Linked DNA regions of Mus musculus: region 1 is linked to region 2. A link is a loop called in an ENCODE intact Hi-C map of the cell type or tissue named here. Cell type or tissue: heart. All regions are shown on one strand. Links, peaks and the distances in the headings refer to the core of each region. The heading gives the core; the rest is flanking DNA.

What was found. A loop is a pair of places that touch in the nucleus more often than their neighbours do. Peaks named below come from ENCODE experiments on the same cell type or tissue, not always from the same donor. Only the 100,000 strongest peaks of a DNase experiment are listed, where the experiment ranks them.
Region 1: it touches region 2 in a loop (34-fold over the local background); 13 of 42 quality-filtered maps call a loop at or near these places.

Annotation. Positions count from the first base shown.
Region 1 is chr3:94,936,660-94,952,876 of GRCm38, forward strand. It overlaps Selenbp1 (selenium binding protein 1), which reads left to right. Exons shown (of 12, transcript NM_009150.3): 2 at 38-94; 3 at 236-348; 4 at 549-734; 5 at 1,296-1,416; 6 at 2,987-3,169; 7 at 3,389-3,567; 8 at 5,805-5,883; 9 at 5,966-6,087; 10 at 7,180-7,272; 11 at 7,416-7,534; 12 at 7,747-8,099. The coding sequence ends at 7,909. It also overlaps a transcript of Rfx5 not described here. Among named protein-coding and RNA genes, the nearest start is that of Rfx5, 9.3 kb to the right of the region's middle. In heart, for the core only: a CTCF peak has its summit at 7,286; no DNase peak of the experiment used is centred there.
Region 2 is chr3:94,693,416-94,709,632 of GRCm38, forward strand. Selenbp2 (selenium binding protein 2) reads left to right here and starts at 158. Exons shown (of 12, transcript NM_019414.2): 1 at 158-247; 2 at 3,379-3,435; 3 at 3,577-3,689; 4 at 3,890-4,075; 5 at 4,628-4,748; 6 at 6,115-6,297; 7 at 6,523-6,701; 8 at 8,905-8,983; 9 at 9,066-9,187; 10 at 10,072-10,164; 11 at 10,307-10,425; 12 at 10,639-10,991. The coding sequence starts at 244. The coding sequence ends at 10,801. In heart, for the core only: a CTCF peak has its summit at 10,170; no DNase peak of the experiment used is centred there; H3K27ac peaks cover 726 bases.

The DNA of each region.
Region 1 (16,217 bases), core at 2,946-10,945, 240 kb after region 2:
GCAGGCCCCAGCCAACGTGTTCCCATTATTTCTACAGCTACAAAATGCACAAAGTGTGGTCCAGGTTACTCCACCCCTCTGGAGGCCATGAAAGGTAATTGCGAATCAAAGGGCCTGTGTCCCTCTGCAGACCCCAGGGTAGGGTTGGGGGACTGCAGATCTACCTTTAGCCCTCTGATCCTTCCTGAGCTGCCTCTGCCTGGTGGATTACCACAACCTGCTTTCTACTTCCCAGGACCCCGAGAGGAGATTGTCTACTTGCCCTGCATTTACCGGAACACAGGCACTGAAGCCCCGGATTATTTGGCCACTGTGGATGTAGACCCTAAGTCTCCCCAGTATAGCCAGGTGAGGTGAAGCATGGTCACTAGTGCCCCTGAGACTCCCACCACAGCCCCGGTTCCCTACCTCCACCCTTCTTTGTCCTCACAGTAATGGAAGCTATTCATTGAACAGGGTGCTGAACTGAAACCCTGTCTATGCCTAGTCAAAAATGAGTCTGTAGAGGCAGGACCTGGGCAATCAGCACTTCCTGTCCTCCATCCTAGGTCATCCACAGGTTGCCCATGCCCTACCTGAAGGACGAGCTGCACCACTCAGGATGGAACACCTGCAGCAGCTGCTTTGGGGACAGCACGAAGTCACGCAACAAGCTGATACTGCCTGGTCTCATCTCCTCCCGCATCTACGTGGTGGATGTGGGCTCTGAGCCTCGTGCCCCGAAGTTGCACAAGGCATGTCCTCTGTCTTTGTGACCCTATTGAACCTGCTGGCCCAACAACCCTTAGACTAGCTGTCTCCAGATTTGACACAGGGTCTGGCTCAGCAGCAGGGAGGAAGGGCACACTTCAGAGGGCTCCTGAACTGGCACCATCAAGCAAGTTTCAAGCATGGGCTGGGATGCCAGGAGAGGAGGTTTCTTCTTTGAGCAGGGTGTCAGAGCCAGCTAGCTCAGGGCTTCCTCTCAACACGTCATTGGATATCCATCCTCTGCACCAGATGCTCAGAGCTGACTGCTGAGGGTACAGAGCTAACAGTGGCCTCAGAGGGGCCCCAGGAGATGGGAGTGCCCTCAAGAGGGACGAGGGAATGTCAATGCTCTCTGACTGAAGACTTACTGGTGGTTTCTCTGCCTCTCTCTTGCTGGTCTCCGAGTTACCAGACTGAATCTGTGCTGTCTTTCCTTAGGGAGAAGAAAAGGAGGCAGGGCCCACAGACAAAGCCAGGAGAATGACAGCAGGTAGTAGAGACTCCTGGCTCTGTAAAGTTCTGACCCTGTTCCTTACCTTCTCCAGGTCATTGAAGCCAGTGAAATCCAAGCCAAGTGCAACGTGAGCAGTTTGCACACCAGCCACTGCCTGGCCAGTGGAGAAGTCATGGTCAGCACCTTGGGGGATCTCCAGGGTAATGGCAAAGGTACCTGCTGGCACTGTGGACTTGTAAAATCTCAGCAGCTAAGAAGTGTGGAAGGCATCCCACTGTGTGGGGAACAGAACCAAAGCCTGGGGAGCAATAGAGTGAGACACCAGGGGGAACTGGCTGAGTCCTATCCAGCATCTAACATGTCATCGAGTGACATCAGTTGTTTCAGTTATTACTACAGTGATGAGGATGGGTCTGGTCATGGGGTATAAGTTCAGCTATTTTTTAGGTCATAGCAGAAAGATCACAAGTTCAAGGCCTGCCTGGGAAACTTAGCAAGACTTTGTCTCAAAATACAAATAAAAGAAGGCTGGAGTTATAACCCAGTGGTAGAGCACTTGCATACATTCTTAAAGTCCCAGTTTCAACCATCAGTACACACACACACACACACACACACACACACACACACACACACAGGATTAGCTGTAACTGCATAGTCAAGAGTCTGCCATAAGGATGTGAACTCGCGTGTGAAGTTAGAAGTACCTATGTAACGTAACTCTGGCCTTTGTGAATTCATGAACAACCCTCACAGCCCTTGGCTTATGGGTTGTTTTGTTTTGTTAGTTTTGTGTGTGTGTGTGTAGTTTTTGTTTGGTTGTTTGGGTTTTTGTTGTTGTTGTTGTTGTTGTGGGGGGGGTTGTTTGTTTTTTTGGTTTGTTTTAGTTTTTAATATAACTGGGCACAGTGATGCACACATTTAGTCTCAGCATTTGGGAGGCAGAGGCAGGAAGAACTCTGTGAGTTTAAGGCCAGTCTGGTCTACATAGTGAGTTCTAGGACAGCTACATGGAGAAACCAGGTCTCAAGAAAGAGGGAGAGGGCTGGAGAGATGGCTCAGCGGTTAAGAGCATTGACTGGCTCTTCCAAAGGTCCCGAGTTCAAATCCCAGCAACCACATGGTGGCTCACAACCATCCATAATGAGATCTGATGCCCTCTTCTGGGTTGTCTGAAGACAGCTACAGTGTACTTACATATAATAAATAAATAAATAAATCTAAAAAAAAAAAAAAAAAAAGAGGGAGAGAAGGTGGGGAGAAAGGGAGGGAGGGAAGAAAATTGAATGCACAAAGGATAGCTGGCTGGAAGGAACCAGAGCTTTGCCTATAGCTGCTTGAGATTATTTTTTTGTTTGTTTGTTTTGTTTGTTTGTGAGCAGGGTTTTTCTGTATAGCCCTGGCTGTCCTGGAACTCACTTTGTAGACCAGGCTGGCCTCGAACTCAGAAATCTGCCTGCCTCTACCTCCCGAGTGCTGGGATTAAAGGTGAGCGCCACCACTGCCTGGCACTGCTTGGGATTCTTACTGGACCAACAAAGCTTAGACTCTGAGAAGAACCCATAGTGGTTGTGATAGTGGTTGTTTCCCATCCACTGTCAGGTGCAGGAACATCCATTTTAGAGATGGCAGGGGTCAGGTAGGCCCTTACTCTGTACTCTTCTAGCAGCTTCACCCTTCTCTTAGAGCGCTTGGGAAAATGTTCTCCCTCTGAACAGAGAGGGAATGGTGGGAAAGAGCGATGGTCCACCACTTCTACATAAGCCCCTTTTCCCTGCTCAGGGAGTTTTGTGCTGCTGGATGGGGAGACCTTCGAGGTGAAAGGGACATGGGAGAAGCCTGGGGATGCAGCTCCAATGGGCTACGACTTCTGGTACCAGCCTCGACACAATGTCATGGTCAGCACTGAATGGGCAGCTCCCAATGTCTTCAAAGATGGCTTCAACCCGGCTCATGTGGAGGCTGGTGAGAATCACCCTAAGGGCAGGCGAGGGTTCACAGCCCCTGCTTTCAGCTCTCTACCCTACAGCAGATCTGCACTTGTCTTGCTTAGGATGCTCAGATCTGCTCAGGAGTCCTCTGTGCCCATTCCAGCTCCCCATCCTAGCTGGCACCCTGCCCCGGCCCATGCCCTCCCACCCTGACCTGAGCCCAGCCTCTGGTCCCTGTCCCCTCCCTGCTCAGGGCTGTACGGGAGCCGCATATTTGTGTGGGACTGGCAGCGCCATGAGATTATCCAGACCCTGCAAATGACAGATGGGCTGATACCCCTGGAGATCCGCTTCCTGCACGACCCAAGTGCCACCCAGGGTTTTGTAGGCTGTGCCCTCAGCTCCAACATCCAGCGCTTCTACAAGAATGCGGTAACTTTGACCCCTGCCTTCCACCCCACCCCCAACACTCAGCTATGAGAGTCTCTCTCACAAGCACCTCCTCCCAGACTTCAGTGCCCATGGTTGTTGGCCCCACCAGCCAAGGCTTCCCCAGGAAGCAACGCTGCCTGCTCTCTGTGCCGGGCTAATTTCTACCTTGCCTGAGCCTGTCTTCTGTTGCTGTAACTCAGCAACTGAGTGTCATACGCAGAATAAGGAATAGAGGTTTATGTAGCTCATAGGTCTGAGGCTAGGCCCTCCAAGGTTGAGGAATAGCATCTGGTAAAAGCTCTCATTGGGAACTCTGCCTCTAGGAACTTTACTGGATGAGAGAATCACCTGCAAATAACAAATTGGCTTTGTTAATTGATTCATTTTCAAGACAACCATAAACATTCTCATGGGTGAATCCATCTTCTGTGAGCTCTGACTTAATTAAGTAAAGGTCCCAACTAGTCACCAGGTGGTGAGTGGTATTTAACCCCAGCACTTGGGAGAGCAGAAGTAGGTGAAGCTTTGTGGGGGCCAACCTGGTCTATGTAACAAGTTCCAGACCACCCAAGCCCACATAGTGAAACCATGCCTCACGAGACAAACAGAAGCTGGAGAGCTGGCTCAGCAGTTAGCATCTGCCACTCTTCTGGGGGACCTGGCTTCCATCCCCAGCATTCACATGTGGCTGACAACTACCTGTAACTCCAGTTCCAGGCAATCTGAGTTCTCCTCTGGCCTCTGCAGGCACCAGGAAGGCATGTGGTGCACAGGTATATATGTAGGCAAAATACTCCTGTATATAGAACAAAGTAAAAGCAAATTAAGTTAAAAAACAAACAATAGAGTTCCAGGACAGCCAGGGCTACACAGAGAAACCCTGTCTCAAAAAACCTAAAAAAAACACAAAACAAAAAACAAAACAAAACAAAACAAAACAAAACAACAACAACAACAAAAAAAACCCAATAACTAAAACAAAGAGGTCCCAGCTACCCAGTTAAAATGTAACCTTAGCACTTGGGAGGTGGAGGCAGGAGAATTGCAAGTCCAAAAAATAAAAAGCCACAATTAAGGTCTCACCTCTCAATTCCTCACAGTGGTAATTAAATTTTCACCATGACTTTTGGTAGGGACACTTGAAACCTAATTGGCCATATTGATAAATTCATTCAAAACCTAAGGCTGGACACCTGGGATCCCAGCCCTTGGAAAGTGGAGGCAGGAGGACCAGGAGTTCAAGACCAGCCTCAGCTACAAAGTGTCTGAGGTCAGCTTGGGCTACATGAGAATGTCTCAAAAAGGAAATATTAAAAATTTACTTAGTGAGTGAAAGGAACGGAATTAACTCAAAACACAACAAGACCGAGTTCTCGGCACTAAAGAGATTTATTTGCCCCAGAAGGACAAAGAGCAGGGACAAAAAGACAAAGTCAGAAGATAGAGGGCTTGGTGGAACATTCTTTTAATCTCAGTACTACACAGGCAGAGGCAGGGAGATCTCTGAGTTCAAGGCCAGCCTGGTCTACTGATCCAGTTCCAGGACTACAAAGAAAACCCTGATCAAAAAAAAAAAAAAAACAACAAAACAAAACAAAGAAAAAAAAAAACAAGACAAAAAAAAAAAGGAGGAGGCGAGGGACAGAAGAAGGGATGGAGGGAATGGGGTAGGATGAGGGAGAAGAGGGAAAGGAACAAGGGAGAGAGCAGGGATATTTGCCCTGGAGGGACAAAGGACTGCCTCTGGATAGAGAGGAGACAGATGTAGCCCATAGGCAAATGGCAGTTTATAAAGGTAAAAGAGAAACTTCTTGTTAGGACGAGTTGGTTAATTTTAATTGGGCATGTTAATTAGGTGACCAAGGGGGCCTTTGATGTCTGGACTTCAATACTTTGATAGCTGGACCTTTGTGGTCAGCCTCAGGAGGGGGAAGTGTCCAAACGACGGAATAGGCCTTGTGACTAGCTTTAGGAATGTAATTGAATACTTTTTAGCAAGAAGAAGGGTGAAAGGCGAAACCTGTTGGTGCCATGTTTGCCATGCTCTGACCTGCTAGAGCCCTTCAGTGGGCATCTGTGTTAGCCACTCTGACAGGGATTGGTGATGCCACGGTGAGGCAGTCAAGCTCTTTGCCCTGCTGGCTGAGGTCCCCTTCCCTGCAAGCCAGGAGGCCCAGCATTTGTTCCCTCCCTGTCCCCAGTTCTGATAAGTATGTTCTCTCCCTTCCCCAATGTAGGAAGGCACTTGGTCAGTGGAGAAGGTGATCCAAGTGCCCTCCAAGAAAGTGAAGGGCTGGATGTTGCCAGAAATGCCTGGTGAGTGCCCACTGGAGAGGGCAGGTTGATTCCTGGCCTGGGAAGAGAGATAGACTCCTTACAGCCCCTCAATCCTGCTTAGGTTTGATCACCGACATCCTGCTGTCCCTGGATGACCGCTTCCTTTACTTCAGCAACTGGCTGCATGGGGACATTCGGCAGTATGACATCTCTAACCCACAGAAGCCCCGCCTCGCTGGGCAGGTAGAGGCACTAGCAAAAGCTGCTTGGGGCTGATAAGGGAGAAGCAGGAAACGCAAAACTGTGGGCAAAGGAACAGGCCCAGGACTGAAGAGCCATGGCTGAACACAGGGTCTGTGTCTGACAAGAAAGGGATGGTCTCTGGAGAAATAGGTGGATCTCTGTGAGTTCGAGACCAGCCTGGAATTTCAGGCCAGCTAGAGTTATACAGTGAGATGGTCTCTTAAACAAAACACACACACATATACACACACACACACACACACACACACACACACACACGAAGAGATTCTAATAAGGCCAACAACTCTTCTGTAATGTCCTCACCATATGAGTTACTCTTGTTACTGTGATTAAATACTTGACCAAAACAAAGGAAGGAGGGCTGGTGAGATGGCTCAGCGGGTAAGAGCACCCGACTGCTCTTCCGAAGGTCAGGAGTTCAAATCCCAGCAACCACATGGTGGCTCACAACCATCCGTAACGAGATCTGATGCCCTCTTCTGGAGTGTCTGAAGACAGCTACAGTGTACTTACATATAATAAATAAATAAATCTTTAAAAAAAAAAAAAAAACAAAGGAAGGAAAGGTTTATTCTACCATGGTTTGAGAAGGGGTACAGTCCACCATAGTCAGAAGGTGTGCTGATAAAATGTAAGGCAGCTGTCATGTTGCATTTACAGGAGGCAGAGTTGAATGCTGGTACTCACCTGTCTTCTCCTTTTTGACAGTCTAGAATCCCTGTCCACAGGCTGGTACCACTCACATTCAGGGTGGATCGTCCCTTCTAGTTAAACCTCTCTAAAATACCTCACAAACAGCCCAGTGTGTGTGTGGTGGTGGTGATGGTGGTGTGTGTGTGTGTGTGTGTGTGTGTGTACATGTGTGTGTGTGTGTATGTGTGTGTATGTGTGTGTGTCTCTGTGTGTGTCTGTACCTGTGTGTGTGTGCATTTATGTGTATGTGTGTGTGTGTGTTTGTCTGTGTGTGGTGGTGGGGGCTTGCTGACTCTAAAACTCAGTGAGGTTGGATCATGAAGATGATCACTACATCTGTAACCGTTGTCCCCCTTTCCCTCTGAACCCTGCTTCCAGATCTTCCTTGGGGGCAGCATTGTTAGAGGAGGCTCTGTGCAAGTGCTGGAGGACCAAGAGTTAACCTGTCAGCCGGAGCCCCTAGTGGTCAAGGTGAGAACTTCTCCCTGCTCCCTCAGAGTCATGCTCGAGAGTATCTCCTTGGATGCTTTGGGATCCAGCTGGTATGCCAAGTGGGCACCAGTTGCTTAGGCCATTTGGGGGTTACTTGGAGTCTGACCTCTTGTTTCCTCAAGGGAAAACGAATTCCTGGAGGCCCTCAGATGATCCAGCTCAGCTTAGATGGCAAGCGTCTTTACGCCACTACATCACTATACAGCGCCTGGGACAAGCAGTTTTACCCTGACCTCATTAGGTGAGAAGCAGTGTAGGGCTCATTTCTCCAACTGTCCTCTCCCACAAGCATCACTTGGCCTTCCGAAGACTCATCAGGAACTCCATCTGTACCCCACCATACAGATGGCCCACGGACCCTGTCCCATCCCCAGGAACCAACTATACTCACAAAATCTTGGGGTGTGGGGTTGGCTACATACAACTTCTAGCTTACCTCCTCTTCTCTTCTAGGGAAGGCTCCATGATGCTTCAAATTGATGTAGACACAGTAAATGGAGGGCTGAAGTTGAACCCCAACTTTCTGGTGGACTTTGGGAAGGAGCCCCTTGGGCCAGCACTGGCTCACGAGCTTCGTTACCCAGGGGGTGACTGCAGTTCTGACATCTGGATCTGAAGGCTCGCACTAGGGGCCCCCCTCCACATTCTGAGCCTGCCTGGCTTCACTCTGCTCTCAGCCCCAACTCTCCAAGGCCACTCTGAGACCAGCGAGATCTGTAGAGCAGCATCTCTGTACCGTTGCTTGTTGTTTGTGCTTTTCTTAAGTGAGCTCCTGGAAGCACCAAGAAATAAAATGCTGAAACTTCTCTCAGATCACTCTGTGACGGAGGGGGAGTGGGTTGGGTCCTCTGCCATGGCCAGTTTCTTGTGTAGAGAAGCCCTGAAGGGGGTTGTGGTGACTAGTGTATGCCAGTGATTCCAACATAAGGCCAATGCTGTCAAACATTTCTGTTCTGTGACCACATATAACCATTTAGGGGGAGGATTGCCACAGGAAACCTGGGTGAGCAAGCCAATCAATGTTTTAGACTATTTTGGCATATGTATATGGGGTGTGTGTGTGTGTGGTGTGTATGTTTGTGTGTGCTGAAGGAAGTGTGTCACTGTATGGGTAAGCTTCGAGGTCTCCCATGCTCAGGCTCCACTCAGTGTGAAAGATAGTCTTCTCCTGGCTGCCTTTGAATCAAGATGTAGAACTCTCAACTCCTTCTCTAGCACCGTGTCTGCCTGCATCCAGCCATGTTTATAATGGACTAGACCTCTGAAACTGCATGCCAGTCCCAATTGCATGTTTTCCTTTATAAGAGTTGCCTTGGGCCAGTCAGTGGTGGTGCATGTCTTTAGTCCCAACACTTGGGAGGCAGAGACAGGTGGATTTCTAAGTTTGAGGCCAGCCTGGTCTACAGAGTGAGTTCCAGGACAGCCAGGGCTACAATGAGAAACCCTGTTTTCAAAAACAAAAACAAAAACAAACAAAAAAGAGTTGCCTTGGAGATGTTAATGTCACATGAAGTCCTGTCTTTCACATGCCTTACATAGCATCCTGTTAAAGCATCTGGCCATCTTGATCTTTATGGAAATGTTCCTCTTTATGAAACATATTTGCATTTTTACATCCTTTTGACATGATTTTCTTCTACTTAGTGGTTTTCGTTCCTTTTCTTTATGTTTTGTTTTGTTTTGTCTTCAAGAAAGGTTTTTTTCTGTACAGCACTAGCTGTCCTGGAACTCACTCTGTAGACCACGGTAGCCTCAAACTCAGAAATCCACCTGACTCTGCCACCTAAGTGCTGGGATTACAGGTGTATGTCACCACTGCCCCAAGGGTTTTCTTTCCTTCTTAAGGACAAAAGACACAGAAGCGTCCTGTGGTGAGAACTTTTGCCTTGAAATGGGGGGACTGTATTATCTCTGACCTCCTAATGTTTGACTTGGGAAACCAGTGAGTTTCCTAAGCTCCCTTATGGAACATGGGTGAAGGGTTACCGACAGGTGTGTGGGTGACCCAAGAGGCGCTGTACTGAAAGTCTTCACCCACTATATATAATGGCTTCCCCACTGCTGCATAGGTGAAGCCCCCTCCCCCTGCCCAGTCTTCCCAGTCTATATATTTTAGCTTCTCTCTAAGACCTTGAAACCACATGCAGTTAGGGAAGAATTGCATACAATGGGCTGGATACTCAGGTGAGGGTCCAATGACTCTCCTTAAGCCCCTTGTTCTAAGAAGGAACAAGCCTAGATGTGACCATTTTTATTAACTGCGTGTGTGTGCCTGTGAGTGAAGAGGCCAGTAGAGACCAGAGATGTGAGATCCCACTAGAGCTGGGGATACAGGTGTTGTGAGCTGCCTGATGTGAGTGCTGAGAACTGAACCTGGGTCCTCTGGAAGAGCAGTGATGGTTTTAACCACTGAGCTACCTCTCCAGTCCTCACGTGAGGATCCTTTATAAGCAGATACACCTGGTCTTATGAAGCGTCTGTGTGTCTGTGTATGAATATAATCAAACCATGTCTGGAACTCTCAAATACTAAATCTTTAAAAACATGGTGCTAGAGTTATTGAGGTTTTGTTTTGTTTTGTTTTGTTTTTTTAAGCAGAGGGGCCTCTCCATCCTCTCCATGTCCCGACAAAGAACAGTCTTCTACTTTGTTATTATTGTCGCTACTGCTGATTTGGTGCCCATAGTCTGGAGAACACAGACCACAACAATCTTAAAGAACCTGGAGATGGATGGCACTGGCCTGTTATTTTCCTTAGCCTTTCTATGTCACTGTAACTGCAAAGTAAAAGCAACAGCAAGCAAACCCAGAGGAAAAGCTGAGGGCAAGCATGGAACAGAGCAGTCTCAGGAAGGGAAGGAATAGTCTATCAGAGAAAAACAGGCTTGGAGATACCTGGCGGAAAGAACAGGCATTGAGGTCCAGCAGAGCCCAAATCTCCAGCCTCTGCCCGAGTAGACGGATCGTTCTGCCTCGAGCTGTTGTAGCTGCCCACTTAACAGTAGCTTGGCCAGCACTTGGAAGGCAGAGGCAGGCAGATTTCTGAATTCGAGGCCAGCCTGGTCTACAGAGTAAGTTCCAGGACAGCCAGGACTACACAGAGAAACCCTGTCTTGAAAAAACAAAAAACGAGAGAGAGAGAGAGAGAGAGAGAGAGTTTCAGCGGTTAAGAGCACTAACTGCTCTTCCAGAAGTCCTGAGTTCAATTCCCAGAAACCACGTGGTGGCTCACAATCATCTGTAGCGGATGATGCCCTCTCCTGGTGTGTCTGAAGAGAGCAATAGTGTGTTTATATACATAAAATAAATGAATATTTTTTAAAAGACCGAGAAAGATCAGAACATATGCCATTCATGGTGGCATATGACTGTAATCCTGCCACTTGGGTGATACAGAAAGGAAGATCAGGAGAAGGCATAGAGTTCTAGGTTAACTTGGGCTATGCAAGACTCTTGTCTCCAAATAAGAGAATAACATTTTTGAATAATAAAAGGATAACCAGAGCATATATGCATCCCAACATCTAGATGCAACAGAAAGTACACAACACCACCTAAAATATCCTTGCTAGAAAAATTAAGATAAGCTTGCTGACACCTCTAGATATCAATGGGCTCAGGAGAAAGACAGGGATAGGAGCACGAGCCTCAGAAAACTATGCAGTCTCTATTTTGCAGTTCCTGGCTTTGGTAACACTGACTTCAAAGAATGGAGTTAGTAGTGTTCTTTCACTTTGTATTTTTGTTTGTTATTTGAGACAGGGTCTCTTCATGAAGCCCTGTTTGTCCTAGAACTCACTCTGTATGCCAGGCTGGACCTCAAACTCACAGAGTTCTGCTTGCTTTTGCCTCCTGCATGCTGGAACTAAAGGCATCCTCCGTCTCACACACACACACACACACACACACCCCACTGACTTCACCTTCTAACCTTCTATGTGTAGCCTTGGCTGTCCTGGAACTCACTATGCAGACTAGGCTGGCCTTGAACTCGGAGATCTGCCTGCCTCTGACTTGGGAGTGCTGGGTAAAAGAGGCATGCCCCACCACTGCCCTTAAAGGAAAGGCTTTTATAAATAGCTTCCATCTCAATGTTTGTAGGATGGGTTAATTTTATTACAGGGCTTAATCTTAGTAGATAATATGAGTTGAGAACACCTTTTATTTCTTCTGAGTTATGCAGCTTTTCAGAGTTTAATCTTTAACAGTAATTTCTAATGATGTTCTGAATTTCACTGGAGTCCATTGTAGTGACGCCCTTTGACCTCTGATTTTATTGTGTCTCTTCTTTCTTCTTGTTAGATTAGCTAAAAGTTGCTTATCTTACTAACTTAAAAAAAAACTCTTTGATTTTGTATAATGTCTTTTTGAAAAGATTTGCTTATTTTATGTATGTGTGCTCTATCTGCATGTACACCTGCTGGCCAGAAGAGGGCATCAGATTCCATTATAGATGGTTGTGAGCCACCATCTAGTTGTTAGGAATAGAACTCAGGACTCTGGAAGAGCAGCTATCTCTCCAGCCCCTTGTATGCTGTCTTCTTTTTGTTGTTGTTGGGTTTTTTTTGTTGTTTGTTTTTTTGTTTTTTCGAGACAGGGTTTCTCTGAATAGCCCTGGTTGTCCTGGAACTCTGTAGACCAGGTTGGCCTCGAACCCAGAAATCTGCCTGCCTCTGCCTCCCGAGTGCTGGGATTAATGGTGTGCTCCACCATGCCCAGCGTATACTGTCTTCTTAATCTCAAATTTATTACTTTCTTCCCTAATCTGTATTATTTCTTGCTGTCTACTATGTTCAGGGTTCTCTGCTTGTTTTCTGAAGGTGCATCATTAGATTTAAAAAAAAAAAAAAACAAAAAAAAAAACTGGGTTTCTCTGTGTAGCCCTGGCTATCCTTCAACTTTCTTCATAGAGCAGGCTAGCCTCAAACTCAGAAATCTGCCTGCCTTTGCTGCCCTTAATGCTATGCCCAGCGATATCGCTCAGATTTTTTAATATGAGGACTTATTATTATAAACTTTCCTCTCAGGACTGCATCCCAGAGATTCTGATAAGATATGCCTCCATTTTCATTTGTCTCTATGAGTAGCATTGATTCGCACTAACAGTCTACGGTTGGAGAAAGAAATTAGGAAGAATATCCCATTCAAAATAACTCCACCCCAAAATTAAGTATTTAGGAATATATTTAACTAAAGAGTGAAAGACCTCTACAGTGAAAACTTCAAGATACCAAAAAAGGAAATCACAGGTTTAATTAAATAATGGGAAAATATTTCATATTCCTGAATAGACAGAATTAATATTATGAAAATATCTATATTGCAAAATTAATATACAGAATGAATGTAATATCTATCAAAATTCCCATGTCATATTTCATGAATTAGAAAAAATACAAGAAATCATATGGAAACACAGGAGATCACAAATAGAAAGTAGTTCCGAGCCGGGCGTGGTATCGCACTCCTTTAATCCCAGCACTCAGGAGGCAGAGGCAGGTGGATTTCTGAGTTCCAGGCCAGCCTTGGTCTACAAAGTGAGTTCCAGGACAGCCAGGGCTACACAGAGAAACCCTGTCTCGAAAAACAAAACAAAAAAGAAAGCAGTCCCAGGGAGTACAACACTGCTGGAGGTATTATTATACCCGACCTCAAATTATACCATAGAGCTACAGTGATAAAGACAGCCTTGTTCTGGCAGGAAATAGGCAGTAGACCAATGGAACAGAAGAGAGAACCTACAAATAAAACGACAAGACTTTTTTCATTTAATATTTGACAAAGAAGACAAACAGAACTACCACATGACGCAGCAATTTCACTCCTGGGCACATACCCAGAGAACTCTGTACCCTGCCATAGAGATGTTTGCATGCTCATGTTTATTGCTGTAGTACTGTGGGGAGTTGGAATCAACTCACCTGTCAACAGTGAGTGGATAATGAGAATGTGGTGTGGAAACTACTCGGCTTTAAAGAAAAAGGGAAGTTATGAAACTGCAGGAAAATGGACTCCAACTGTAGAATATTAGGTGAGGTCACAATCTCAGAAAGAAAGAAAAAATCTACATGTTCTCTCTCATATCCAGAGTCTAGCTGATGACAAATGTACAAATGTAAAGTAATATACATTCAGTATAAAGTGGAAAAAAGGGAAGAAAAAAGGCCAAATAGTCACAAGTTATAAGAAGGTACAAAGATAATTGATTTTCTAGTTCTAATTCTAATTTGGTTTGGGTGGTGGATGAGTGAATAAAATATATACGATACTGAAAGGGCAGTAGTGGCACATGGCTTTAATCCCAGCATTTGGGAAGCAGAGGCAGGTGGATTTCTGAGTTCGAGGCCAGCCTACAGAGTGAGTTCCAGGACAGCCAGGGCTACGCAGAGAAACCCTGTCTCAAGAATCAAAAAAAAAAAAAAAAAAAAAATCAATCAAACAAAATTAATGTGAATCTTCACAGCTTGTGTTGAATAATTTTGGTTCACAGTCGTTTTGCTAATTTGCAAGTTTTTTAAATAATAAAGTTCATAAGATTAGAAAATACAATAAAATAAAAACACCATGAAGATGTGTGAGTTCCAGTTCCCTGAAAAAGCCACAGTCATCTTAAGGAGTGCATGGCCTTGGCAGACTAGAATTCTAGTCAGTTCTGGAGCATGGGGACTCATGACCTATAAACCCAACACCCAGAAGACGAAGGCAGGAGGATTGCAATGCGTTCAGGATCAACATGGGTATATGGTGATTATGAAGTCAAACCTGACTGGAGTGAAACCTTGTATTTGAAAAGAAAGAAAGAGACAAACAAAAATCACAGTTGTAAAAATTGTGTCACCAAAATTCTCTTGAGCTTAGGCCCTTAGGCCAATTGCCTTAACTTTCTATCTGATCTCTGGACTAATAAACTTCTCAAAATGTATCCACTAAGCTTAGTAAAATGTCTAGCCTCCACCTACCCCAAAACTAAGAATGCTGGAAGGCACAGAGAAAAACCAAAGAAATACATTCTATATATGACTAGAAAGCCTTCCTAGCACAGCCTCATCTCCCTGCTCCCCCAAATTCCACAATTCTTGGTTTCCCCAGTACCAACAGATGCTAGTAGTTGTGTTTAAAATGGGCCTGGAGTCTCAAGAAAACAATCACATGTTCTAGTGTCTCACAAAAATGACCATGTGTTCTAGGGTCTGAAGAAAACAACCACATGTTCTAGCTTGTTTATTGCTGCAGTGATAGAACACTCTGACCTAAGGCACCGGGAGAGGAAAAACATTTATTTCATCTTTCACTTCTAGGCAACTATCTATCACTGAGGGAAGTCAGGGCAGGTGCTCCTGTAACTGAGTTTTTTCAAATCCTAATTTTAATGATGGTTCTTAAATGCTTTAACCTTCCTTTTGGCTTACCACTCACCAGAGGTAGTGGAAGATAAAGAATGGAGGGTGGGGGTGGGGGCGGGAGTGGATCTGTTTAAAAAGGTTCTTAGGAGCAACTCCTGTCTGTGTCCTCTGGAAATCAGCAGTTCGGTTCACAGGTTAGGAGGCAGCCGCAGCTCAGTCCACTTGCAAACACTTCATGAATACACCAGCAATTCAATTTGGTAGAGCTGGGTGGCTCGACCAATTAGAGACAGTCAGGTCTCAGCCTTGGCTGGAGTCAGCAGGAGGAACCAGGAGGAACACCAGAAGAAGTTCTTGCCTGTGCTTCTCAGGGAAGCAAAGATCATTGAAGATGCAAAACCCATAAGCATTGTACAGCTAGTTTGTACCAGCAAGCCAAGCTCCGTCTCCATTACTCTCTGGAGTCCTATTTATGCCCTCCAAACATCACGTGTCCTCCCCGTGCCTTGCCTCAGCACTTGCATCCAATCAGCCTGAGCCCTCGGAGTCCAGACAAATGGAGCTCAAATGCACAATGTAAGGCGGACCAATACATGCATGTTGTTAGCAAAGAATCCTTCACCATGCGTCCTTTCACGTGCTTGCTTTAGCAGAACACCTCTCTCTTTCTCTTGTGTCTGCTTCAGTGAAATGTTTCTTCACGAGTTTTTCTTAGTCTTCACCTGTGTCCACTTCAAGAAAACACTCCACGTGTTTGCCCCAGCAAAACACCATCCAACACAACTGACTTCCCAAAGAACCCTTACGTTTCCACTTCAAGCTCCAGCAGGAGCAGAGGCAGGAACCACAGAGGAGAGGTGCTTCCTGGCTTACTCCCCTACCCAACTTTGGGTCCCTTCCTTATACAGCCCAGGCCTGCCAACCTAGAGGTCCTGTGCCTCGTTCTGCGTGGTCAGGAGGCTGCCTCAGGTCTTGGTTGGGTACCCTCAAGCAGCACAGTATTAGCAAAGTGTGACTTTTAGCACAGGAAATGACTTCAACTCAGAGAGCAACCTTGAGCAGATTATCTCTAGGAAAAGACTGACTGGAGGGGGTCTGTCCAATGGCATCTTTCTTTACAGATTCCTTTAAAGAGAACTTGTTTGAACTCATTACCTCTTCCAAAGGAAAGATTCATGTCCACTTCTCACGGTAGGGGAAATGGGGGTCTCAGTCCGGGTGTGGGGACAGACCACGAGCACCTCCATCTTCCCCCCTCCTTTACAGAAGCACACCAGTCAGAACTGGAAATATGACTTGGGTGTCACATCTCTGCTGTGACAAGACTGTTGACCCGGGGACCACGAACACTTGAGAGAGGTACAAAAGCTTGCCCGTGCATTTTTCATCACGATTTCAACAAATCTTAACAAAGAGGGTTAAGCACCTGAAGGGAAAAGTTATCACAGTACTAAATTCTTTTTTCCTCTACTTGACCAAAATTCCAGTGTTCACCACCAAGCAGGGAACTCCAGGAGTGTGCCCCCTAGGAAGGAGATGAAGTACACCCAGGAAACGGAAACATGAATAGGCAAAGGTGGG
Region 2 (16,217 bases), core at 5,390-13,389:
ACACCCTGTAATTTGAACAGCCAGGCCACTTGACAGCTTCCTGGTTAGCTGCCCTTTATAGTTTACCCTGGAAGGCAGCCAGGTCCCTCCCCTTGCTCCACCTCTCCCCCAATTAGATGCATAAATTCCCTCCTTTTGCCCCTTACCTGTGCAGTCTGCACTTAATACCAGCACTGGTCTCTGCTGAGCCTCTGCTCATTCCTGGCAAATCCTGCAGGACCCGAGTGTCAGCCAGCCAGCAGCATGGGTAAGGAAAAGGCTCTCAAACCATGTGTAGGCTGCCTGTAGTTTGGAGGGTCCTCCTCCTTCCAGGAAATGACCCGGAACTGTGAGGCAGACAGTGACGAAAGAGTTGGACTCTTGTTCCTACCCTGCAGACATGCACATAGCAGCTCAAGTGAAAACTTCATGCACACTATTTTTCAGCCTGGCCTAAGTTCTAAGGAACAGAAAGGGACCGCCAGAAATGGTGGTTTGTGAATCCTACCCAACCTCGGTAGGGGAAGGGGCAGGGGCAGTGCAGCTTGTCACCCTCGTAAATATATGATTCTGGTTTTAGCACGGGGTCAATGGGTTGGGGGGGCGGGTGTTACAAAAGAACAATCATCACAGCCTGGATCTCTCAAGCTGCTTCATATCACCAGTCAATGGGGGAAGTCAGGGGCAGCCACACTAGCGCACTGAGGGCCTGATTCTGCGCCCCTCCCAAGTCCCACAGCCCTCTTATCCTTTTGCCTGCGAGCTCCTGGGTATCAGTCTGAGAGTCTGGGTTTCAGAAGGAATGTTGAGGCCCTGCTCCCCTTATTGCTGGCTCTTCCCTGGGCTAGTAGAAAGACCAGTGGCCATCCTGGCACAGAAAATCCACTTGAACTTTGCCTGGGTTCCCCAAACTCAAAATGTCATAGACCTTGCTTAAAATGCTTACGACTGGAGGATGCCACACAGAGAAAGATGGTGCCCCAGGCGACCTAGCAGCCTGGACCAAGCCTTGGGTGGTGGGATAAACCTCCTCCACTTTTCTCCTCTTCTTAATGATGTTTTTATTTTATGAACATTTCTGTATGTTCATGTGTAGCACATACGTATCTAGTGCCAACTGGGGCCAGAAGAAGGTGTCAGACAGTTCTGAGTTCCATGGGTGTGTTCTTCACCCCTGAGCCATTTCTTGAGTCCTAGAACAGAATTTGTTGTTGTTGTTATTGTTGTTAGGGTTGTTTGTTTGTGGTTGGTTGGTTGGTTGGTTGGTTTCTGAGACAGGGTCTCACTATGTAGCTCTGGCTGATCTGGAACTCACTGTATGTAGATCAGGCTGACAGAGATCCTCTGGCCTCTGCCTCTTGAGTGCTGGGCTTCATGTGTTGCACCCCTTTAAGTCAGTGTGTGGTGGCTCATGCCTGTCACCTCAGTGCTAAGGAGACTGAGGCAGAAGGATCTTGGGGAGATCGGGCTCCCCAACTCCAACACTGTTACTGCTTCCCTACTTCGTATACCTTCTCGATGTGGATCTCCTGGGTGCAGAAGAGGCTGCTCTGGCCTTGAGGCTTCCTTATTATTTCCTTACATGTTTACTTGATGTGTGTGAGGCCAGAGAGCGTGTTAGATCTCCTGGAGCTGGAGTTACAGTTCACAGGGTTTCTCTGTATAGCTCTGGCTGTCCTGGAACTGACTCTGTAGACCAGGCTGGCCTCGAACTCAGAAATCTACCTGCCTCTGCCTCCTGAGTGCTAGGATCAAAGGCGTGCGCTACCACGCCCGGCTGGAGTTACAGTTCTTGACCACCATGTGGATGCTGTGAATCAAATCTGGGGTCTTCATAAGAGCAGTCATTGCTCTTAGCCTGAACCATGTCTCTAACCTCTCTCGGGCCTGCTTGTGGACCTGGGTCAGGGCAGGGGCAGAGCACAGGCCTGTGAGCTCCACTTCAGAATTTCTTTCAACCTACATGAGCCTGTTCAACCTCCAGAGTCTGGCCCACACTCAAAAAGCTGGAATCTTGGCAACTGTCTTGTCAGACTGTAGGGTCCGGAAGGGCCTCTCCCTATAGCTGTGATCACTAGGAAAATAGAAAGAAGCCTAAGGACACACAACTGGCATCAGTCTTTTTTTTCTTTTTTCTTTTCTTTTCTTTTTTTCTTTTTTTGGTTTTTCAAGACAGGGTTTCTCTGTGTAGCCCTGGCTGTCCTGGAACTCACTTTATAGACCAGGCTGGCCTCGAACACAGAAATCCGCCTGTCTCTGCCTCCCAAGTGCTGGGATTAAAGGCATGCGCCACTAAGCCCGGCCTGGCATCAGTCTTGACCAAATACACACACTCCCTGGCTTTGGATTGATTGTGTAATCCTGAGTGTGACCAGCAACCCAGCTCAGGACCCCAGCTGGATGGAGGAAGTTTCTGGGTCCTGCTCTGGCTGAATTTGGTGGAAGATGCAGCCTTCCCATTCTCGAGGGCTGCTCCTCAGAACAGACCTCAGAAGGCTGCCTACTTGGTTTAGGTCTCACAGAGGCCCCTCCGGGATTTTGTTTTATCATGTTGAACCAAAAACCTTCCAATGATAGGCAAGTGCTCTATCACTGAGCAGCTTCCCTCGGTGGGTCGTTTGATTTTAAGATTTAGTGTGTGTCTGTGTGTGTGTGTGTGTGTGTGTGTGTGTGTGTGTGTGTGTGTGTATGCGCTGGTGAGTGGTGCAGCCCTCAGAGGTCAGAGGCATCTGACCTCCCCAGAGCTGAACTCTGTGCTTGCTGGTAGCTGGGAATTGAATTGCTGAGCCTTCCTAGCTCACTTTTGCTTTTTTGAGACAGGGTCTTTCTATGTAACCCTGACTGCCCCAAAACTATGTAGACCTGGCTGGCCTTGAACTTGCGGATCTCCACCTGCCTCTGCTTGCTGGGATTAAAAGCATTAAAGGCATGAGCCCTAAATCAGTTTTTGCTATGTAGCAAGGCTAGTGTTGAACTCATGCTGCTTCTGCCTCCCTAAGGCCGTGTGCCCATCCCCCTGTGGTGCTCTCATTATCTCTTCTTCACATACAAACTGGAAACTGAGTTAGATAATTTGCCCAAGTTCTGCCCAAGACTGGCCAGGTAGGCTACGGCAGGAATCGAAGTCAGTGTTATGATTACTGAGGACACAGGCTCTGCCTCACCTCCTCCAGTCCACTTCCAGGTCATGTGGCTCCACTCTTCCACCTCACCCTCATCAGAGATGGGGGACTGGGTTGGGGGATGGGTTGGGGGTACTGGGCCAAAGTGATGGGGCTGAAGTAGGGACCTGGGGCAGCAGTGAGTCTGCCTTGCCTGCCAGATGTGTCACAGGCTGCATAAAGAGAGAATCACACTCCAAAGCAGGCCCCAGCCAACGTGTTCCCATTATTTCTACAGCTACAAAATGCACAAAGTGTGGTCCAGGTTACCCCACCCCTCTGGAGGCCATGAAAGGTAATTGTAAATCGAAGGGCCGGCATCCCTCTGCAGACCCCAGGGTAGGGTTGGGGTACAGCAGATCTACCTTTAGCCCTCTGATCCTTCCTGAGCTGCCTCTGCCTGGTGGATTACCACAACCTGCTTTCTACTTCCCAGGACCCCGAGAGGAGATTGTCTACTTGCCCTGCATTTACCGGAACACAGGCACCGAAGCCCCGGATTATTTGGCCACTGTGGATGTAGACCCTAAGTCTCCCCAGTATAGCCAGGTGAGGTGAAGCATGGTCACTAGTGCCCCTGAGACTCCCACGACAGCCCCGGTTCCCTACCTCTACCCTTCTTTGTCCTCACAGTAATGCAAGCTATTCATTGCACAGGGTGCTGAACTGAAACCCTGTCTATGCCTAGTCAAAAATGAGTCTGTAGAGGCAGGACCTGGGCAATCAGCACTTCCTGTCCTCCATCCTAGGTCATCCACAGGTTGCCCATGCCCTACCTGAAGGACGAGCTGCACCACTCAGGATGGAACACCTGCAGCAGCTGCTTTGGGGACAGCACGAAGTCACGCAACAAGCTGATACTGCCTGGTCTCATGTCCTCCCGCATCTACGTGGTGGATGTGGGCTCTGAGCCTCGTGCCCCGAAGTTGCACAAGGCATATCCTCCGTCCTTGTGACCCTATTGAACATGCTGGCCCAACAACCCTTAGACTAGCTGTCTCCAGATTTGACACAGGGTCTGACTCAGCAGCAGGAAGGAAGGGCACACTTCAGAGGGCTCCTGAACTGGCACCATCAAGCAAGTTTCAAGCATGGGCTGGGATGCCAGGAGAGGAGGTTTCTTCTTTGAGCAGGGTGTCAGAGCCAGCTAGCTCAGGGCTTCCTCTCAACACGTCATTGGATATCCATCCTCTGCACCAGATGCTCAGAGCTGACTGCTGAGGGTACAGAGCTAACAGTGGCCTCGGAGGGGCCCCAGGAGATGGGAGTGCCTTCAAGAGGGACAAGGGAATGTCAATGCTCTCTGACTGAAGACTTACTGGTGGTTTCTCTGCCTCTCTCTTGCTGGTCTCCAAGTTACCAGACTGAATTTGTGCTGTCTTCACTCAGGGAGAGGAAAAGGAGGCAGGGCCCACAGGGAGAATGACAGCAGGTAGTGGAGACTTCTGGCTCTGTAAAGTTCTGACCCTGTTCCTTACCTTCTCCAGGTCATTGAAGCCAGTGAAATCCAAGCCAAGTGCAACGTGAGCAATACGCACACCAGCCACTGCCTGGCCAGTGGAGAAGTCATGGTCAACACCTTGGGGGATCTCCAGGGTAATGGCAAAGGTACCTGCTGGCACTGTGGACTTGTAAAATCTCAGCAGCTAAGAAGTGTGGAAGGCATCCCACTGTGTGGGGAACAGAACCAAAGCCTGGGGAGCAATAGAGTGAGACACCAGGGGGAACTGGCTGAGTCCTATCCAACATCTAACATGTCAGCGAGTGGCATCAGTTGTTTCAGTTATTACTACAGTGATGAGGATGGGTCTGGTCATGGGGTATAAATTCAGCTATTTTCTAGGTCATAGCAGAAAGATCACAAGTTCAAGGCCTGCCTGGGAAACTTAGCAAGATTTTGTCTCAAAATACAAATAAAAGAAGGCTGGAGTTATAACCCAGTGGTAGAGCACTTGCCTACATTATTGAAGTCCCAGTTTCAACCATCAGTCCATCAGTGTACACACACACACACAGGATAAGCTGTAACTGCATGGTCAAGAGTCTGCCATAAGGATGTGGACTCGCGTGTGAAGTTAGAAGTACCTATGTAACATAACTCTGGCCTTTGTGAATTCATGAACAACCCTCACAGCCCTTGGCTTATGGGTTGTTTTGTTTTGTTGGGTTTTTTGTATGTGTGTGTGTGTGGTTTTTGTTTGGTTGTTTGGGTTTGTTGTTGTTGTTGTGGGGGTTTTTGTTTGTTTCTTTGGTTTGTTTTAGCTTTTAATATAGCTGGGCATGGTGATGCACACATTTAGCCTCAGCATTTGGGAGGCAGAGGCAGAAAGGACTCTGTGAGTTCAAGGACAGTCTGGTCTACATAGTGAGTTCTAGGACAGCTACATGGAGAAACCAGGTCTCAAGAAAGAGGGAGAGAAGAGGGGGGAAGGAGAAAGGGAGGGAGGGAAGAAATTTGAATGCACAAAGGACAGCTGGCTGGAAGGAACCGGAGCTTTGCCTGTAGCTGCTTGAGATTCTTTTGTTTGTTTGTTTTGTTTGTTTTGAGACAGGGTTTTTCTGTATAGCCCTGGCTGTCCTGGAACTCACTTTGTAGACCAGGCTGGCCTCGAACTCAGAAATCTGCCTGCATCTGCCTCCCAAGTACTGGGATTAAAGGTGAGCGCCACCACTGCCTGGCACTGCTTGGGATTCTTACTGGACCAACAAAGCTTAGACTCTGAGAAGAACCCACAGTGGTTGTGATAGGTTGGGCAGGTGATACTTACAGGGTTCAGTCCCAGAGCTCTCTGTTCAGAGGGAGAACATTTTCCCAAGCGCTCTAAGAGAAGGGTGAAGCTGCTAGAAGAGTACAGAGTAAGGGCCTCCCTGACTCCTGCCATCTCTAAAATGGATGTTCCCACACCTGACCTTCAGCCCGGTGGGAAAGAGAGATGGCCCACCACTTCTACATAAGCCCCTTTTCCCTGCTCAGGGAGTTTTGTGCTGCTGGATGGGGAGACCTTCGAGGTGAAAGGGACATGGGAGAAGCCTGGGGGTGCATCTCCAATGGGCTACGACTTCTGGTACCAGCCTCGACACAATGTCATGGTCAGCACTGAATGGGCAGCTCCCAATGTCTTCAAAGATGGCTTCAACCCGGCTCATGTGGAGGCTGGTGAGAATCACCCTAAGGGCAGGCAGGGGCCTTAGTCCACAGCCCCTGCTTTCAGCTCTCTACCCTACAGCAGATCTGCACTTGTCTTGCTTAGGATGCTCAGATCTGCTCAGGAGTCCTCTGTGCCCATTCCAGCTCCCCATCCTAGCTGGCACTCTGCCCCGGCCCATGCCCTCCCACCCTGACCTGAGCCCAGCCTCTGGTCCCTGTCCCCTCCCTGCTCAGGGCTGTATGGGAGCCGCATATTTGTGTGGGACTGGCAGCGCCATGAGATTATCCAGACCCTGCAAATGACAGATGGGCTGATACCCCTGGAGATCCGTTTCCTGCACGACCCAAGTGCCACCCAGGGTTTTGTAGGCTGTGCCCTCAGCTCCAACATCCAGCGCTTCTACAAGAATGAGGTAACTTTGATCCCTGCCTTCCACCCCATCCCCAACACTCAGCTATGAGAGTCTCTCTCACAAGCACCTCCTAATTTCTACCTTGCCTGAGCCTGTCTTCTGTTGCTGTAACTCAGCAACTGAGTGTCATACGCAGAATAAGGAATAGAGGTTTATGTAGCTCATAGGTCTGAGGCTAGGCCCTCCAAGGTTGAGGAATAGCATCTGATAAAAGCTCTCATTGGGAACTCTGCCTCTAGGGACTTTACTGGATGAGAGAATCATCTGCAAATAACAAATTGGCTTTGTTAATTGATTCATTTTCAAGACAACCATAAACATTCTCATGGGTGAATCCATCTTCTGTGAGCTCTGACTTAATTAAGTAAAGGTCCCAACTAGTCACCAGGTGGTGAGTGGTATTTAACCCCAGCACTTGGGAGAGCAGAAGTAGGTGAAGCTTTGTGGGGGCCAACCTGGTCTATGTAACAAGTTCCAGACCACCCAAGCCCACATAGTGAAACCATGCCTCACGAGACAAACAGAAGCTGGAGAGCTGACTCAGCAGTTAGCATCTGCCACTCTTCTGGGGGACCTGGCTTCCATCCCCAGCATTCACATGTGGCTGACAACTACCTGTAACTCCAGTTCCAGGCAATCTGAGTTCTCCTCTGGCCTCTGCAGGCACCAGGAAGGCATGTGGTGCACAGATATATATGTAGGCAAAATACTCCTGTATGTAGGACAAAGTAAAAGCAAATTAAGTTAAAAACAAACAATAACTAAAACAAAGAGGTCCCAGCTACCCAGTTAAAATGTAACCTTAGCACTTGGGAGGTGGAGGCAGGAGATTTGCAAGTCCAAAAAATAAAAAGCCACAATTAAGGTCTCACCTCTTAGCCGGGCATGGTGGCACACGCCTTTAATCCCAGCACTTGGGAAGCAGAGGCAGGAGGATTTCTGAGTTCGAGGCCAGCCAGGTCTATAGAGTGAGTTCCAGGACAGCCAGGGCTACACAGAGAAACCCTGTCTTGAAAAACCAAAAGAAAAAAGAAAAAAAAAATTCTCACCTCTCAATTCCTCACAGTGGTAATTAAATTTCACCATGACTTTTGGTAGGGACACTTGAAACCTAATTGGCCATACTGATAAATTCATTCAAAACCTAAGGCTGGACACCTGGGATCCCAGCCCTTGGAAAGTGGAGGCAGGAGGACCAGGAGTTCAAGACTAGCCTCAGCTACAAAGTGTCTGAGGTCAGCTTGGGCTACATGAGACTGTCTCAAAAAGGAAAAATAAAAATATACTTAGTGAGTGAAAGGAACGGAATTAACTCAAAACACAACAAGACCGAGTTCTCGGCACTAAAGAGATTTATTTGCCCCAGAAGGACAAAGAGCAGGGACAAAAAGACAAAGTCAGAAGATAGAGGGCTTGGTGGAACATTCTTTTAATCTCAGTACTCTACAGGCAGAGGCAAGGAGATCTGTGAGTTCAAGGCCAGCCTGGTTTACTGATCCAGTTCCAGGACTACAAAGAAAAACCCTGATCAAAAAAACAACAAAACAAAACAAAGGAAAAAAAAAAAAAACAAGACAAAAAAAAAAAAAAAAGGAGGAGGCGAGGGACAGAAGAAGGGATGGAGGGAATGGGGTAGGATGAGGGAGAAGAGAGAAAGGAACAAGGGAGAGAGCAGGGATATTTGCCCTGGAGGGACAAAGGACTGCCTCTGGATAGAGAGGAGACAGATGTAGCCCATAGGCAAATGGCAGTTTATAAAGGTAAAAGAGAAACTTCTTGTTAGGATGAGTTGGTTAATTTTAATTGGGCATATTAATTAGGTGACCAAGGGGGCCTTTGATGCCTGGACTTCAATACTTTGATAGCTGGACCTTTGTGGTCAGCCTCAGGAGGGGGAAGTGTCCAAACGACGGAATAGGCCTTGGTGACTAGCTTTAGGAATGTAATTGAATACTTTTTAGCAAGAAGAAGGGTGAAAGGCGAAACCTGTTGGCGCCATGTTTGCCATGCTCTGACCTGCTAGAGCCCTTCAGTGGGCATCTGTGTTAGCCACTCTGACAGGGATTGGTGATGCCACGGTGAGGCAGTCAAGCTCTTTGCCCTGCTGGCTGGGGTCCCCTTCCCTGCAAGCCAGGAGGCCCAGCATTTGTTCCCTCCCTGTCCCCAGTTCTGATAAGTACGTTCTCTCCCTTCCCCAATGTAGGAAGGCACTTGGTCAGTGGAGAAGGTGATCCAAGTGCCCTCCAAGAAAGTGAAGGGCTGGATGTTGCCAGAAATGCCTGGTGAGTGCCCACTGGAGAGGGCAGGTTGATTCCTGGCTTGGGAAGAGAGATAGACTCCTTACAGCCCCTCAATCCTGCTTAGGTTTGATCACCGACATCCTGCTGTCCCTGGATGACCGCTTCCTTTACTTCAGCAACTGGCTGCATGGGGACATTCGGCAGTATGACATCTCTAACCCACAGAAGCCCCGCCTCACTGGGCAGGTAGAGGCACTAGCAAAAGCTGCTTGGGGCTGATAAGGGAGAAGCAGGAGACGCAAAACTGTGGGCAAAGGAACAGGCCCAGGACTGAAGAGCCATGACTGAACACAGGGACTGTGTCTGACAAGAAAGGGATGGTCTCTGGGTATGAAGGAGCATACCTTTAAGGCCAGCCCTAGAGAAATAGGTGGATCTCTGTGAGTTTGAGACCAGCCTGGAATTTCAGGCCAGCTGGAGTTACACAGTGAGATGGTCTCTTAAACAAAACACACACACACACAAAGAGATTCTAATAAGGCAAACAACTCTAATGTAACGTCCACACCCATATGAGTTACTCTTGTTACTGTGATTAAATACTTGACTAAAACAAAGGAAGGAAATGTTTATTCTACCATGGTTTGAGAAGGGGTACAGTCCACCATAGTCAGAAGGTGTGCTGATAAAATGTATTTTACAGAAGGCATGAGTTGATTACTGGTACTCACCTGTCTTCTCCTTTTTGATAGTCTAGAATCCCTGTCCATGGGCTGGTGTCACTCACATTCAGGGTGGATCGTCCCTTCCAGTTAAATCTCTCTAAAATGCCCCACAAACAGCCCAGAGTGTGTGTGTTGGTGGTGATGGTGGTGTATGTGTGTGTGAGTGTGCACGTATGTGTGTATGTATGTGTGTGTATGTGTGTGTGTGTGTATGTACATGTGTGTGTGTGTGTGTGTGTCTCTGGTGTGTGTGTCTGTATGTGTGTGTGTGTGTGTGTATGTGTGTGTCTGTCTGTGTGTGGTGGTGGGGGCTTGCTGACTCTAAAACTCAGTGAGTTTGGATCATTAAGATGATCACTACATCTGTAACCTTTGTCCCCCTTTCCCTCTGAACCCTGTTTCCAGATCTTCCTTGGGGGCAGCATTGTTAGAGGAGGCTCTGTGCAAGTGCTGGAGGACCAAGAGTTAACCTGTCAGCCGGAGCCCCTAGTGGTCAAGGTGAGAACTTCTCCCTGCTCCCTCTAGTCATGCTCGAGAGTATCTTCTTGGATGCTTTGGGATCCAGCTGGTATGCCAAGTGGGCACCAGTTGCTTAGGCCATTTGGGGGTTACTTGGAGTCTGACCTCTTGTTTCCTCAAGGGAAAACGAATTCCTGGAGGCCCTCAGATGATCCAGCTCAGCTTAGATGGCAAGCGTCTTTACGCCACTACATCACTGTACAGCGACTGGGACAAGCAGTTTTACCCTGACCTCATTAGGTGAGAAGCAGTGTGGGGGCTCATTTCTCCAACTGTCCTCTCCCACAAGCATCACTTGGCCTTCCGAAGACTCATCAGGAACTCCAACTGTACCCCACCATACAGATGGCCCACGGACCCTGTCCCATCCCCAGGAACCAACTATACTCACAAAATCTTGGGGTATGGGGTTGGCTACATACAACTTCTAGCTTACCTCTTCTTCTCTTCTAGGGAAGGCTCCGTGATGCTTCAAGTTGATGTAGACACAGTAAATGGAGGGCTGAAGTTGAACCCCAACTTTCTGGTGGACTTTGGGAAGGAGCCCCTTGGGCCAGCACTGGCTCACGAGCTTCGTTACCCAGGGGGTGACTGCAGTTCTGATATCTGGATCTGAAGGCTCACACTAGGGGCCCCCCTCCACATTCTGAGCCTGCCTGGCTTCACTCTGCTCTCAGCCCCAACTCTCCAAGGCCACTCTGAGACCAGCGAGATCTGTAGAGCAGCATCTCTGTACCGTTGCTTGTTGTTTGTACTTTTCTTAAGTGAGCTCCTGGAAGCACCTGGAAATAAAATGCTGAAACTTCTCTCAGATCACTCTGTGATGGAGGGGGAGTGGGTTGGGTCCTCTGCCATGGCCAGTTTCTTGTGTAGAGAAGCCCTGAAGGGGGTTGTGGTGACTAGTGTATGCAAGTGATTCCAACATGAGGCCAATGCTGTCAAACATTTCTGTTCTGTGACCATATATAACCATTTAGGGGGAGGATTGCCACAGGAAACCTGGGTGAGCATGCCAATCAATGTTTTAGACTATTTTGGCATATGTATATGGGGTGTGTGTGTGTATGTGTGTGTGTGTGTGTGTGTGTGTGTGTTGAAGGAAGTGTGTCACTGTATGGGTAAGCTTCGAGGTCTCCCATGCTACGGCTCCACTCAGTGTGAAAGATAGTCTTCTCCTGGCTGCCTTTGAATCAAGATGTAGAACTCTCAACTCCTTCTCTAGCACCGTGTGTGCCTGCATCCAGCCATGTTTATAATGGACTAAACCTCTGAAACTGCATGCCAGTCCCAATTGCATGTTTTCCTTTATAAGAGTTGCCTTGGGTCAGTCAGTGGTGGTACACATCTTTAGTCCCAGCACTTGGGAGGCAGAGACAGGTGGATTTCTAAGTTTGAGGCCAGCCTGGTCTACAGAGTGAGTTCCAGGACAGCCAGGGCTACACAGAGAAACCCTGTTTTCAAAAACCAACAAAAGAAAAAAAAAAAAAGAATTGCCTTGGAGATGTTAATGTCACATGAAGTCCTGCCTTTCACATGCGTTAGATAGCATCCTGTTAAAAGCATCTGGCCATCTTGATCTTTACAGAAATGTTCCTTTTTACGAAACATATTTGCATTTTTACATCCTTTTGACATGATTTTCTTCTACTTAGTGGTTTTCGTTCCTTTTCTTTTTTTTTTTTTTTTTTAAGATTTATTTATTGATTATATGTAAGTACACTGTAGCTGTCTTCAGACACTCCAGAAGAGGGCATCAGTTTTCATTAGGGATGGTTGTGAGCCACCATGTGGTTGCTGGGATTTGAACTCTGGACCTTCGGAAGAGCAATCGGGTGCTCTTACCCACTGAGCCATCTCACCAGCCCTCGTTCCTTTTCTTTATGTTTTGTTTTGTTTTGTTTTGTCTTCAAGAAAGGTTTTTTTCTGTACAGCACTGGCTGTCCTGGAACTCACTCTGTAGACCACGGTAGCCTCAAACTCAGAGATCCACCTGACTCTGCCTCCCAAATGCTGGGATTACAGGTGTATGTCACCACTGCCCCAAGGGTTTTCTTTCCTTCTTAAGGACAAAAGACACAGAAGCATTATTGATTTGCGTCTTGTGGTGAGAACATTTGCCTTGAAATGGGGGGACTGTATTATCTCTGTCCTCCTAATGTTTGACTTGGGAAACCAGTGAGTTTCCTAAGCTCCCTTATGGAACATGGGTGAAGGGTTACCAACAGGTGTGTGGGTGACCCAAAAAGGCACTGTACTGAAAGTCTTCACCCACTATATATAATGGCTTCCCCACTGCTGCATAGGTGAAGCCCCCTCCCCTGCTCAGTCTTCCTATATATTTTAGCTTCTCTCTAAGACCTTGAAACCACATGCAGTTAGGGAAGAATTGCATACAATGGGCTGGATACTCAGGTGAGGGTCCAATGACTCTCCTTAAGCCCCTTGTTCTAAGAAGGAACAAGCCTAGATGTGACCATTTTTATTAACTGTGTGTGTGTGCCTGTGAGTGAAGAGGCCAGTAGAGACCAGAGATGTGAGAATCCACTAGAGCTGGGGATACAGGTGTTGTGAGCTGCCTGATGTGAGTGCTGAGAACTGAACCTGGGTCCTCTGGAAGAGCAGTGATGGTTTTAACCACTGAGCTACCTCTCCAGTCCTCACGTGAGGATCCTTTATAAGCAGATACACCTGGTCTTATGAAGCGTCTCTGTGTCTGTGTATGAATATAATCAAACCATGTCTGGAACTCTCAAATACTAAATCTTTAAAAACATGGTGCTAGAGTTATTGAGGCTTTCTTTTGTTTTGTTTTTTTAAGCAGAGGGGCCTCTCCATCCTCTCCATGTCCTGACAAAGAACAGTCTTCTACTTTGTTATTATTGTCGCTACTGCTGATTTGGTGCCCATAGTCTGGAGAACACAGACCACAACAATCTTAAAGAACCTGGAGATGGATGGCACTGGCCTGTTATTTTCCTTAGCCTTTCTATGTCACTGTAACTGCAAAGTAAAAGCAACAGCAAGCAAACCCAGAGGAAAAGCTGAGGGCAAGCATGGAACAGAGCAGTCTCAGGAAGGGAAGGAATAGTCTATCAGAGAAAAACAGGCTTGGAGATACCGGCAGAAAGAACAGGCATTGAGGTCCAGCAGAGCCCAAATCTTCAGGCTCTGCCCGAGTAGATGAATCGTTCTGCCTCGAGCTGTTGTAGCTGCCCACTTAACAGTAGTTTGGCCAGCACATGGAAATCAAACCTTTGAGTCCTAACTAGGATCTGTGCTTTCCCAAGGCCCTGTACTGCTATCCGTTCACATGAGCTTTCCAGGTCTAGCCATCTCAAAGTGTTAGCTCCCATCAGTAGCTGGCTAGTGCTAGAAGCACTTGGCTGGGAAAACTCATAGTTCCCTCTAGAAACCAGTAAGCATATAATGTAAAACAATATACCAAACTCCATGTGATCACACATGCATTAATCACAGCATCCTGAGACAGACGCAGATGGAACTTTATGGGCTCAAGGCCAGCATCTGAAAGATCCTGACAGAATGTAAAAGGTCACAAAAGCCCTGAAATTAGCAAAATAGATTTCTTTGTTAGCAGAACTAGGTTCACTGATTTAGAAAAATAGAGGTACACAATGCTCTGGCTGCTCCTAGAACCCGTGTATCTGCCAATGTTCTGACCGTTCTTTGAACCCATGTGTGTGCCCACTGATGAAGCCCATTGCCAGGTGTTTGTGATATTGGTTGCTGAGGAAGGAAGTGTCGGAAAAATCTCCCCAGCAACCACAGTGGTGGCCAATCCAGAGTTGCTGCACCTGCACCAGACTCTTTCCTTGTACCCCTCCCATACCCATTTCTTGAGAAATCATTTTAGAATAGACATTGTTTAAATCTGGAAATCCCCTACTCCCTCCTTCTCCTTTCCCCCTGAAGGTCTATAAAAACTGGGACCTTTTTCCCCTTGGGGTCGACTCCTCTTCCCCTGCGTAAGATACGAGTCCTCCCCAGAGCTCTGGCTTTCCCCGAATAAAGCCTCGTGTGGTTTGCATCAAGCTTGGACTCTCGTGAGTTCTTGGGGTGTCCGCTATTATCCCGAGACTTGAGTGAGGCTCTCCCTTCGAGGGTCTTTCACTTCTACCTAGTGAGTTCCAGGCCAGCCAGAATTACACAGTGAGACCTTGTCTCAAAACAAAAACTGGCTGGGTGTTGGTGGCACATGCCTTTAATCCCAGTACTCGGGAGGCAGAGGCAGGCGGATTTCTGAGTTTGAGGCCACCCTGGTCTACAGAGTGAGTTCCAGGACAGCCAGGGCTACACAGAGAAACCCTGTCTCGAACCCCCCCCCCAAAAAAGAAAACAAAAACTGACCAAAAGAGGGGGAGGTATGGTGTGGTTGGAGTAATGAATCAGTAATTAAAATCATTTGCTGCTTTTTCAGTAGACCCAAGTTGAATTCCCAAGCACCCACATAATGGCTCACAACCATATATAATGCCAGGTGATTATATCATGGCCTCTTCTGGCCTCCTCGTGTACTTGCTTATATGTGGCATACTGACATATATGCAGGCAAAACACACATGCACATAAAATACATTTTTAAAAACCACCATGGAAGTCAGGTATTACCTCCTTAGTCTGACACAGGAAATGGACCAACGTTATTACGAGGCTATGAGCCCATGCAGGAATCTCCTCTGGGTCCTCTGTTTCCACGATCCTATTAGGCATTCAGCAAAGTTGAAATCCAAAAGGAGAAGAGGATTGGGGTGTGTGACTGAATCCTAGGGTGTGTGGTGATCTCCTGAGGGCTCACTGGTACCGGAAAGTTTGGTGAGTGTTAGGGGTGCTGTCATCTCGTTTCAGGAAACCACATGGCATGAACAAAATGGCAGTAAACTCACAGAGCCATTGCCATTTTGTTGATGTCACCAGCTAAGACAGCGACACACTGTCAGGTGACCTTTGGAGTATGGTGAGCTCAGTTCCATGAGGAAACATGCCCATCTCCACCTGGGCAGAGTCCCCGGAGGAGCCACACATCTCAAAAAAGTCAATGTGAAAACTCAAACAAACTCCCAAATTAGATTAGCATGGACTTAAAAGAAGAAATTACACCACCACCACCACCCCAGTACAGTACAAAAATAGCAAAGAAAAGAAAGAAAGTCCATGGTTTTGCCCCAAGGAAGGGAAGTCTATGCATCTCACCACAAACTGCAACTGTGTGCAGCAGGCAATTCATCTAGCACTTGCTTTGATCTCCCCTCAGTCCTGGAAGAAAATGGAAGGCATCTCCAACATCCATAGGTGGTGCTGTTGCTCTGGGAACACATAGAGAAAGTACTGGGCAAGACAAAGGGACCTTGATGCTATTTTGTCCCACCTGAGACCAGAGAGCTCGGAGTCTTATAGAAACCAACTTGTTTAAAACAATCCTAATTTAAACCCCTAGTTTTCCATTACTGTGAAAAAAGCATGAGCAATGCACCTTACAGAAGAAAGAGTTTACTGGGGCTTACAGAGGGTGGGTCCCTGATCATCAGGACAGGGTGGCTGCAGACAGGCAGGCATGGTGCTGGAGCAGTGGCTCCAGATGAGTGCTTGGTGCTCGCAGTGTGGAGGACAAGGTTTCTTTTCAATACACTAATCTCCATAGCAAGTGCCTGTTTTGTCCAGAATCTTTGTCATCAGCTTTCAACCAGCCCACATGTCTTTCCTCACCAAGTTGTATGTGAACATTTTCCACATCTTTCTGCCATACTCTCCTCACCTTATGCACACATATGGCTTAAGAACACTACATAGTAGCCATGCTACAGAACGAATAGGATGCTGTTCTGAAATTTCCTTTATCAAGCATTTCAGTCCATTACTTTTGAATCCAGCCTCAGATTTTTGGGACATGGGCTGAACAGAGCCAGATCTTAGGCCAGAGAATAATATGAATGGCCTTCTAACCTACTTCCCACACTCTTTGTTCCCCTCCAAAATATCATGAGCACAGTCTTGACTGCCTGCATTTCTACTGG